Linked DNA regions of Homo sapiens: region 2 is linked to region 1. A link is an interaction called in ENCODE POLR2A ChIA-PET data of the cell type or tissue named here. Cell type or tissue: OCI-LY7. All regions are shown on one strand. Each heading gives the region's core, and the rest is flanking DNA. Links, peaks and the distances in the headings are about the cores only. Region 1 has its middle 14 kb from the start of TINCR. Region 2 holds the start of LOC124904622 (a long non-coding RNA gene).

What was found. Peaks named below come from ENCODE experiments on the same cell type or tissue, not always from the same donor. Only the 100,000 strongest peaks of a DNase experiment are listed, where the experiment ranks them.
Region 2: POLR2A ChIA-PET joins it to region 1 with 15 read pairs; 6 of 35 experiments call an interaction of 5 or more read pairs at or near these places.

The regions. Positions count from the first base shown.
Region 1 is chr19:5,551,726-5,557,098 of GRCh38, reverse strand. No RefSeq gene overlaps it. Among named protein-coding and RNA genes, the nearest start is that of TINCR, 14 kb to the left of the region's middle. In OCI-LY7, for the core only: no CTCF peak of the experiment used is centred there; no DNase peak of the experiment used is centred there.
Region 2 is chr19:5,484,836-5,490,208 of GRCh38, reverse strand. It overlaps LOC124904622 (a long non-coding RNA gene), which reads left to right and starts at 2,566. Exons shown (of 2, transcript XR_007067106.1): 1 at 2,566-2,626. In OCI-LY7, for the core only: no CTCF peak of the experiment used is centred there; no DNase peak of the experiment used is centred there.

The sequences.
Region 1 (5,373 bases), core at 82-5,081:
GCTGGGATTGCAGGCATCAGCCACTGCGCCCGGCCTCTTTTTCATCTGCTCTCTGTCGCTCCATTTCTGTCTGTGGTTCTGTTTGTATCTCGTTATCTCTCCCTCTCTTCAATATCTCTCTCTCTGCGTTTCTCAGTTCGTCTGCATCTCAGTCTCTGTCTCTCTCCATGTCTCTGTATTTTTTTCTCAAATCTCCTATTGAAAAAGACCCCTCTTTCCCTAGGCCAGGCTCAGTGGCTCATGACTATAATCCCAACACTTTGGGAGACCGAGGCAGGAGGATTGCTTGAACCTAGGAGTTCGAAACCAGCCTGGGAAACATGGCGAGACCCAGCCTTTACAAAAGCATTTAAAAATTATCCAGGTGTGGTGGCATGCCCCTGTGGTCCCAGCTACTTGGGAGGCTGAGGCAGGAGGATCACTTGAGCCCAGGAGTTTGAGACCACGGTGAGCTATAACCATACCACTGCACTCCAGACTGGGTGACAGAACGAGACCCTGTCTCTAGAAAAAAAAAAAAAAAGAAAAAATAGGCTGGGCGCGGTGGCTCACTTTGGGAGGCTGAGGCGGGCGGATCACGAGGTCAGGAGATTGAGACCATCCTGGCTAACACAGTGAAAAATTAGCTGGGTGTGGTGGCGGGTGCCTGTAGTCCCAGCTACTCGAGAGGCTGAGGCAGGAGAATGGCGTGAACCCGGGAGGTGGAGCTTGCAGTGGGCCGAGATTGCGCCACTACACTCCAGCCTGGGCGACAGAGCAAGACTCCATCTCAAAAATAAATAAATAAATAAATAAAAATAAAATAAAAAATTAAGAAATATAACATTAAAATTTAAAAAATAAATAATGAAAACATTAGTTGGCTGGGCACAGTGGCTCATGCCTGTAATCCTAGCACTTTAGGAGGTCAAGGCTAGAGGATTGCTGGAGGCTAGGAGTTCGAGACCAGCCTGGACATGGGCAACATGGCAAAACCCTGTCTCTACTAAAAATACAAAAAAATAGCCAGGCGTGGTGGTGGTGCACACCTGTAGTCCCAGCTACTTGGGAGGCTAAGGCAGGAGAATGGCGTGAACCCGGGAGGCGGAGCTTGCAGTGAGCCGAGATTGTGCCACTGCACTCCAGCCTGAGTAACAGAGCAAGACTCCATCTCAAAAAAAAAGAAAAAGAAAAAAAGACCCCCTTTCCTTCCAATATCGTAAGCATGACCTCTGGGGTGTCTTCAGAAGCTGCTGGGATCATGCATTCCACAATCACTGATTAAGCACCTCCAGTTTGCAGGGCTCTGAGGACAGCGTGGTGACTAGGATACCCAGTCAAGCTCCCCACGGAGTTCACGGCCCAACAAAAGCCACAGAAGCTGCAGGGCAAGCGCATGGCCCCTGAGACTCCCCAGAAACCTCTCCCACACACAACCTTCCTCTGAATGACCTTGGGTGTTCTTTGTCCCTCGCTGGGCCTCAGTTTCCCTGCCTGCCCAAGAAGGGAAGTGTTTGGGATAGCCAGGCATTCGGTGTTTGCTGGCAGACAAATCCTGACTAACCCCCGTGCCCAAATGGATTTGAAAGAACCCTCAAAAAGGAAAACAGTCATAAGAAAGAAAAAAAAACCCGGCCAGGCGCAGTGGCTCACTCCTGTAATCCCAGCACTTTGGGAGGCTGAGGCGGGCAGATCACGAAGTCAAGAGATCGAGACTATTCTGGCCGACATGGTTAAACCCTGTCTCTACTAAAAATATAAAAATTAGCCAGGCGTGGTGGCAGGCGCCTGTAGTCCTAGCTACTTGGGAGGCTGAGGCAGAATTGCTTGAACCCGAGAGGCGGAGGTTGCAGTGAGCCAAGATCACGCCACCGCACTCCAGCCTGGCAACAGAGCGAGACTCCGTCTCAAAAACAAACAAACCAAAAAAAAAAAAAAAAAACAACACAGAGCCGACCACTGACCTTGCAGGGTGATGCACCTGGGGCAGAAGCAGCCTCACTACCACCCCTTGGAGCATCACGGAAACTTATCCATCTCTTTCCTTGGTGGCCCCTGGCTATCCACTGAAGGCTGCTGGCCTCACTATGAGGGCTCCAGGCCTGGCCCTGAGGTCCCCTGACTTGGCACTGACCTCACACTTGTGCTTTAAGCTTCAGACCTACTAAACCCCTTGCTGGGCTCCAGCCACAAGGTTTTTTTCACAGGCTATTTCTTTTCTTTTCTTTCTTTTTTTTCTTTTTTTGAGACAGAGTCTAGCTCTGTTGCCCAGGCTGGAGTGCAATGGCGCTATCTTAGCTCACTGCAACCTCCACCTCCTGGGTTCAAGCGAACCAGGAGGTGAGAATCCTGTCTCAGCCTCCTGAGTAGCTGGGACTACAGGCACACATCGCCATGCCCTGCTAATTTTTGTATTTTTAGTAGAGACGGGGTTTCACCATGTTGGCCAGGCTGGTCTTCAACTCCTGACCTCAGGTGATCCGCCCGCCTTGGCCTCCCAAAGTGCTGTGAGCCACCGCACCCAGCCTGCATGGGCTATTTCTGTATATGAAATACCCTCTCCCAACCTTTCACCTTTCACCCTGTGATTTGCAGGTTCAATGTCACTTCCTTGGGGAGGCCCCCAAAACAAGTTATGTTCCTGTTGTTTTGTATTCTCACAACATCTTGTTCTTTTCCTTTGTAGCATTAATTATTTATATTATTATTCATTCAATGTATGTTTTCCCCACTAGCCTGTGGGCACCATGAAGACGGGGAAGAGGTCTGGTTTGGTCACTGCTGCAGTACACAGCGTTTAATAACCCAGCGCCAGGGAGCGGTGGGGAGCCAGGAACACCTTTGCTCCCTTCCCAGGCTCAATGAGGCCCCCTCTCCACCATAGTTCCTGCCACCACTGGGCCTTGGTCCAGGTGACCAAGGGGCACGGAGGTTTGGGATTGGGATTCCAGGCACTCTGGCTCCTGCCGCCGTGATAAATGGGGAGAATTCAGAATTAATTATCGACTGCTCTGCTGAGCCGGCCTGATCTGGGCAGATAAAGAGCGTGGGCGCCACTGCATCTGCCCAGCGCTTCTCAGAAGTTTATTAGAGGATGGGAGGCAGTTGGCTGATGGGAGGAGTCTGGAATGCATTAGAGCCAGAGCTGCTGGGGGCAAGGCTGTGGCTCTGCTGGGCCACTTGGGGCAACACGCTCTTCCTCTCTGAGCCTTGGTTTTCTCATTTGGAAAAAGGGAAGTAAAAAAGAAAATCCTACCCCAGCAGTTTGGGATGCCAAGGTGGGCGGATCACCTGAGGTCATGAGCTCGAGACCAGCCTGGACAACATGGCGAAACCCTGTCTCTACTAAAAATACAAAAATTAGCTGGGTGTGATGGCGGATGCCTGTGATCCCAGGTACTTGGGAGGCTGAGGCACTAGAATCCCTTGAACCCGGGAGGCGGAAGTTGCTGTGAGCCGAGATTGCACCACTGACCTCTCTGAGCCTTGGTTTTCTCATTTGGAAAAAGGCAAGTAAAAAAAAAAAAAAACAGCCGGGCGCGGTGGCTCACGCCTGTAATCCCAGCACTTTGGGAGGCCAAGGCAGGCGGATCATGAGGTCAGGAGATTGAGACCATTATGGCTAACACGGTGAAACCCATCTCTACTAAAAATACAAAAAAATTAGCCGGGCGTGGCAGCGGGCGCCTGTAGTCCCAGCTACTCCGGAGGCTGAGGCAGGAGAATGGCGTGAACCCGGGAGGCGGAGCTTGCAGTGAGCCGAGATCGCGCCGCTGTACTCCAGCCTGGGCGACAGAGCGAGACTCCGTCTCAAACAAAAAAAAAAAAAGAAAAGAAAAATCCTTATATGTTGAGATAAGTTTTTTGGGGAATCACCAAGAGCAAAGAAAGCAAAGTACACAGTAGGTTTCATGCGTGTCCATGTGAAGAGACCACCAAACAGGCTTTGTGTGAGCAGCATGGCTGTTTATTTCACCTGGGTGCAGGCCGGCTGAGTCCGAAAAGAGAGTCAGCGAAGGGAGATAGGGGTGGGGCCGTTTTATAGGATTTGGGAAGGTAATGGAAAATTACAGTCAAAGGGGGTTGTTCTCTGGTGGGCAGGGGTGGATCTCACAAAGTACATTCTCAAGAGTGGGGAGAATTACAAAGAACCTTCTTAAGGGTGGGGGAGACTACAAAGTACATTGATCAGTTAGGGTGGGGCAGGAACAAATCACAATGGTGGAATATCACCAGTTAAGGCTGTTTTTACTTCTTTTGTGGATCTGCAGTTACTTCAGGCCATCTGGATGTATACGTGCAAGTCACAGGGGATGCGATGACCTGGCCTGGGCTCAGAGGCCTGACATTCCTGCCTTCTTATATTAATAAGACAAATAAAACAAAATAGTGTTGAAGTGTTGCAGCGGCGAAAATTTTTGGGGGGTGGTATGGAGAGAGAACGGGCGATGTTTCTCAGGGCTGCTTCGAGCGGGATTAGGGGCGGCGTGGGAACCTAGAGTGGGAGAGATTAAGCTGAAGGGAGGTCTTGTGGTAAGGGGTGATATTGTGGGGATGTTAGAAGAAACATTTGTCGTATAGAATGATTGGTGATGGCCTGGATACGGTTTTCAATGAACTGAGAAGCTAAACGGAAGATAGAAGGTCTGAAGAAAAGGAGGAGAAAAATGGGTATTAAAGGACTAAGAATTGGGAGGGCCCAGGACATCCAATTAGAGAGTGCCCAAGGGGGTTCAGCGTAATTACTTTCTTGGTTGGCAAGTTTTTGGGCTCTATCCTTGAGTTTTTTTATGTTGTCATACACCAGGCCAGATTGATTTAGGTAAAAACAACACTCCTCATTTAAGAATATGCAGAGTCCTCCTTTTTCAGCAGTAAGTCAGTCAAGGCCTCGGTGGTTTTGGAGGACAACTGCAGCTAAAGAGTCAACTTGGGCCTGGAGGACTGATAAAGTTTGTGATTTTGAGGGCCTCTAAAAGTATTAAAGCAGCAGCAGCCGCTGCACGCAGACATGAGGGCTAGGTTAAAACAGTAAGGTCAAGTTGTTTGGACAGAAAGGCTACAGGGTGTGGTCCTGGCTCTTGTGTAAGAATTCCGACCACGCTAACCATGCCTAGGAAGGAAAGGAGTTGTTGTTTTGTAGGTGCTGGGGTTTGAGAGGTCAGTCGGACACGATTGGCAGGGAAAGCACGTGTGTTTTTGAGAATTATGCCGAGATAGGTAACAGATGAGGAAGAAATTTGTGCTTGATTGAAGTAATGGGGGCTGTCTGTGAAGCTTTGCAGCAGTACAGCCTTGGTAATTTGCTGAGCCTAATGGGTGTCAGGGTCAGTCTAAGTGAAAGCAAAGAGAGGCTGGGACGAGGGGTGCAGGGGAACAGTGAAAAAAGCATCT
Region 2 (5,373 bases), core at 165-5,164, 67 kb after region 1:
AGAGGCCAGGGAGGAGCCAGGAACTGGAATCCGGGCAGGAGGGGGTCCTGGGGACAGGTGGGATAGGATCTGGGGAGGGGATGAGGGCGAGAAGAGACCAGGTCGACATCTGACTTTCTGGTTCAGGGACCAGGCAGACACGGGGAGTAACCCTGAGAGGTTTGGGAGTGACACTGAGGTCAACCTGCACCCTGCTGGCTCTGATGTCCTGACAGGGGTCCCTCTGGGCTGTGGTGCTGTGGTAAACAGCAGTGGGGGAACCCTGCAGACAGTTCGTCCTGAACACCCCGACAGCCGATTGACGGGTCTTTATTAGCTGGAGAGCTGCGTGGGTTTAAAATAGCATCGTGGCAACAACAAAAGCAATCTGCCTCCTGAATTTTCATTCTGAACGGGTGATCTGCTTTTAATCAAGCAAGGCATCCCAAAATGCTCCTAATTACCCCGAGTCAAGGGCTCGGCAGTCATTTCGATGTCAGCATTCAGGCTGGCGTGATTAGATTTTCACCAAACGAGGGAGCTCGGCCAGAGCTCGATGTCAGGGTGAAGCCAGTCCTGGAATGTCCGGGGTGCCCTGATTTGGAACTGGGGGATGGAGGCTGCAGGGCGGAGACAAACCTCAGGACAGGGGAGTCGATTTCAGACTTGATCGGTGGCTTTGAAAAACCCTCTGTCCCTTTGGGGGCCTCAGTTTCCCCATCTGTACAACGTGATGATGGTGATGATGAAATGAGATAGCAATTGAAAACGTTTTTTAAATTTTTTATGGTTTTTTTTTTTTTTTTTCTGAGACAGAATCTCACTCTGTCGCCCAGGCTGGAGTGCAGTGGCGCAATCTCGGCTCACTGCAAGCTCCGCCTCCCGGGTTCAAGCAATTCTCCTGCCTCAACCTCCCGAGTAGCTGGGATTACAGGCATGCGCCACCATGCCCGGCTAATTTTGTAGTTTTAGTAGAGACGGGGTTTCTCCATGTTGGTCAGGCTGGTCTCGAACTCCCAACCTCAGGTGATCCACCCACCTTGGCCTCCCAAAGTGCTGGGATTACAGGCGTGAGTCACCGTGCCTGACCCAAAGGTGCATCTTATATTTGACGGCATCTCAGAGCCCGTGGAATACAGTGACAAGTAGGTATGTGGCAGGGTGTGTTAGAAGGTGAGAAATGCTATGGAAGGAAAAAAGAAAAGATGATGCTTTCAGGCTGGGCGCAGTGGCTCACGCCTGTAATCCCAACACTTTGGGAGGCGGAGGCAGGCAGATCACCTGAGGTCAGGAGTTTGAGACAAGCCTGGCCAACACGGTGAAACCTCATCTCTGTGAAAATACAAAAATTAGCTGGGTGTGGTGGTGCACACCTGTGATCCCAGCTACTTGGGAGGCTGAGGCAGGAGAATTGCTTGAACCGGGGAAGCAGAGGTTGCAGTGAGCCGAGGTGGCACCACTGCACTCCAGCCTGACGTGCAGGGCAAGACTGTGTCTAAAAAAAAAAAACAACAACAAAAAAAAAAAACAGAAGCTAAGGGGCAGTTCTGGGTGTCTGGGATATAAAATCCCCCCACGATGGCAAGTACACAGCGGCTCGTGCCTATAATCCCAGCACTTTGGGAAGCTGAGTGGAAGGATGACTTCAGGTCAGGAGTTTGAAACCAGCCTGGGCAACGTAAAGGTGTGTCTTTTTTTTTTTTCCCGGCAGAACACATCTCTGCAAAAAATTTAAACATTAGCCAGGTAGGCCGGGCGTGGTGGCTCATGCCTGTAATCCCAGCACTTTGGGAGGCGGAGGCAGGCAGATCACCTGAGGTCAGGAGTTTGAGATAAGCCTGGCCAACACGGTGAAACCTCATCTCCGTGAAAATACAAAAATTAGCTGGGTGTGGTGGTGCACACCTGTGATCCCAGCTACTCGGGAGGCTGAAGCTGGAGAATGGTGTGAACCCGGGAGGCAGAACTTGCAGTGAGCCGAGATTGCGCCACTGCACTCCAGCCTGGGCGACAGAGCAAGACTCCATCTCAAAAATAAATAAATACATAAATAAATATAATCCCAGCACTTTGGGAGGCTGAGGTGGGCGGATCACGAGGTCAGGAGATCGAGACCATCCTGGCTAACACGGTGAAACCCTGTCTCTATTAAAAATATAAAATACAAAAAATTAGCTGGTGTGGTGGCGGGCGCCTGTAGTCCCAGCTACTTGGGAGGCTGAGGCAGGAGAATGGCGTGAACCCAGGAGGTGGAGCTTGCAGTGAGTCGAGATTGCGCCACTGCACTCCAGCCTGGGCGACAGAGTGAGACTCTGTCTAAAAAAAAAAAAAAAAAAAAAAAAAAGAAAATTAGCCAGGTATGGTGGTGCACATCTGCAGTCCCAGCGACCCAGGAAGCTGAGGCAGGAGGATCACTTGAGATTGGGAGTTCGAGGCTTCAGTGAGCTATGATCGTGCCGTTGTACTACTCCAGCCTGGGTGACAGAGCAAGACCTTGTCTCTTAAAAAAAAAAAAAAGAGAGAGAGAAATCTTCCCCCATGTAATAATGGTGAGATCATAGAAGGAACTGGAAGCATGGGGATGGTGGCTCTATGAGGCTACTCTGGGGAGCTACTAGGTCTCCTTGAAAGATTTAAATCCCAACAGGTGAGTTTGAGAAGCTTTAGGGCTTGAGGTTTGTGGTTTCTCTTGTGGTCTCAAGTCCCGTTGGTGGAGATGATAAACCATGTGGCTGCAGACCCTTGGAACGTCGTATCATGGCCAGGAGGAAGGTGGATTGTGGGCAAAGGCAGACTCTGCAATCAGACAGGTCTGGCAGGAAATTCCAGCTATACCTATTCCCTGCTATGTGACCTTGAGTGAATTATGTCCCTCCCTGAGCCTAGTTTCCTGGCTGGTAGAATGGAGACCATATCAGCTCTTGGGGCCGGGCATGGTGGCACACGCCTGTAATCCCAGCACTTTGGGAGGCCAAGGCAGGTGGATCACCTAAGGTCGGGAGTTCGAGACCAGCGTGACCAATATGGTGAAACCCCGTTCGTACTAAAAATAAGAAAAATTAGCCAGGCGTGGTGGTGCACACTTGTAATCCCAGCTGCTCGGGAGGCTGAGGCAGGAAAATCGCTTTAACCCAGGAGGCAGAGGTTGTAGTGAGCTGAGATCGCGCCACTGCACTCCAGCCTGGGCAACAGAGTAAGATTCCGTCTCAAAAAAAAATCAGCTCTTACCCCATAGCATGAGTGTGCAAATTCAATGTAAGCATGTAAACTCTCAAAAGAAGCGCTGTGCAGAGCACCTGGACCACAGCAAGGACTTGATAAATGTTACCAGTTAGGGTCTGGAGTCTTCCTTTTTGCCTAGGATCTATGCCACTGTCTGCCACCTTTTTCTGTGGTATCAAAAGCCTCCATTCCTGTTGTATCTGTTAGGATAGGCTTGGTTTTGCTGCAGTAATCAAACAGCCCCTATGCCTCAGAGGCTAAGAACATCCAAAGTTTATTTCTCACTCACATTGTATATGCAATTGTGACCTTTTGGGCCAGGGACTTGAAGATTATCACTTCCCTCCAGGACCCTGGCTGATGGAGCAGTCACTGCCTGGAACTTGTTGATTTCTGTGGCAGAAGAAAACAGGGTTCTGGAGGGTATTTCATTAGCAGCTAATTGTTGTATTTTGAGTAGAGACAGGGTTTCACCATGTTGTCTAGAACCCATCCTACATTCCCACTCAATCCAACCCATTGCAGAAGCCAGGAAGTTCAATCCCAAACTGTGCTCATGTAATAGCCGTAGCTATGACATCCACCAAATCTCTTTGACATACAACCCTAAGCACTTCTTTTTTTCTTTTCCAGAGACAGGGTCTTACTCTGTTCCCCCAGGCTGGAGTGCAGTGGTGTGATCATAGCTCACTGCAGCCTCGAACTCCCGGCCTCAAGTGATCCTCCCGCTTCAGCCTCCCAAGTAGTTAGGACCAGAGGTGCACACCTCCATGCCCAGCTAATTTTTAAAAATTTTGTATAGGCCAGGCACGGTGGCTCACGCCTGTAATCCCAGCACTTTGGGAGGCCAAGGAAGGCAGATCACGAGGTCAGGAGTTCGAGACCAGCCTGATCAACATGGTGAAACCCCGTCTCTACTCAAAATACAAAAATTAGCCAGGCGTGGTAGTACGTGTCTGTAATCCCAGCTACTCAGGAGGCTGAGGCAGGAGAATCACTTGAACCCGGGAGGTGGAGGTTGCAATGAGCTGAGATTGTGCAGCTGTACTCCAGACTGGGCGACAGAACGAGACTCTGTCTCAAAAAAAAAATTTGTGTGTGTGTGTGTGTGTGTAGAGACAGGGTCTTGCTACATTGCCCAGGCTGGAGTGCAGTGGTGCCATCATAGCTCACTGCAGCCTCATCTCCCAGGCTCAAATGATCCTCCTGCCTTGGCCTTCCAAGTACCTGGGACTACAGCCATGTGCCACCACACTTGGCTAATTTTTTATCTTCTTGTAGAGACAAGGTCTCACTGTGTTTCCCAGGTTGGTCTCAAACTCCTGGCCTCAAGCAGTCCTCTCACCTTGGCCCCTCAAAGTGCTAGGACTGCAAGTGTGAGCCACTGTGCCTGACCAGCATTTATTTCTCCTTCTCACATCTGCAGATCAGCTGGGCTCAGTTCTACCCTGTGAATTGGGTCAGGCCGGGTCCATGTGTTTTTTTATCTTCCTTGGCTTAGTGGCTTTTCAAGGCATTTTTGACCCAGGGCTAAAGGTTGGAGCAGGAGAGGTCATGTAGAAACATGCAGTGACTCTGAAGACCTAAGTGCAGAATTGGCACACTGTCACATTCCCTCACATTGCCTTGACCAAAGCAAGTCACGTAGCTGGGATGGCCTCAGTGGGTCAGGGAAGGGCATTTCTCCCGTAAACTTTGGGAAGAGGTTGAATGAAATTTGCTGAAGAATAATCTAGTCTTCTATGTTTCAGAAGGTAAAGATCAAGAAATATTTGACAAGACCACTATTAATTACCATGCAGACACCATATACATAAATGTCAGGTTGTAAAGTGAAAAGTCCAGGGGTATATGGACTTCAGGAATGGCTGGATCCAGAAGCCCCCTTTTCTTAGTGTCTCTGCTCTGTCTTCAGGCCCTTACAAGACGGCTGTAGGTTTGAGTCCAGCAGGGAGAGCCTGCATTTTGATACTTCCTTTTCAGGTGTCAAATCTCTCAGATAGCATGCAACGAAGAAACAGCAACCTCTATCGCTTGATTGACACATACAATGAGCAAATTATAGGCTTCTTTCTCACTGTTCCCTTGCACTCTCCGTCACACTGAGCAGCTCATCTTCTGCAGAACAGGCTCTTGTTTCCACAGGTTCCCCCCTCCCCGCGTTTGCTCACA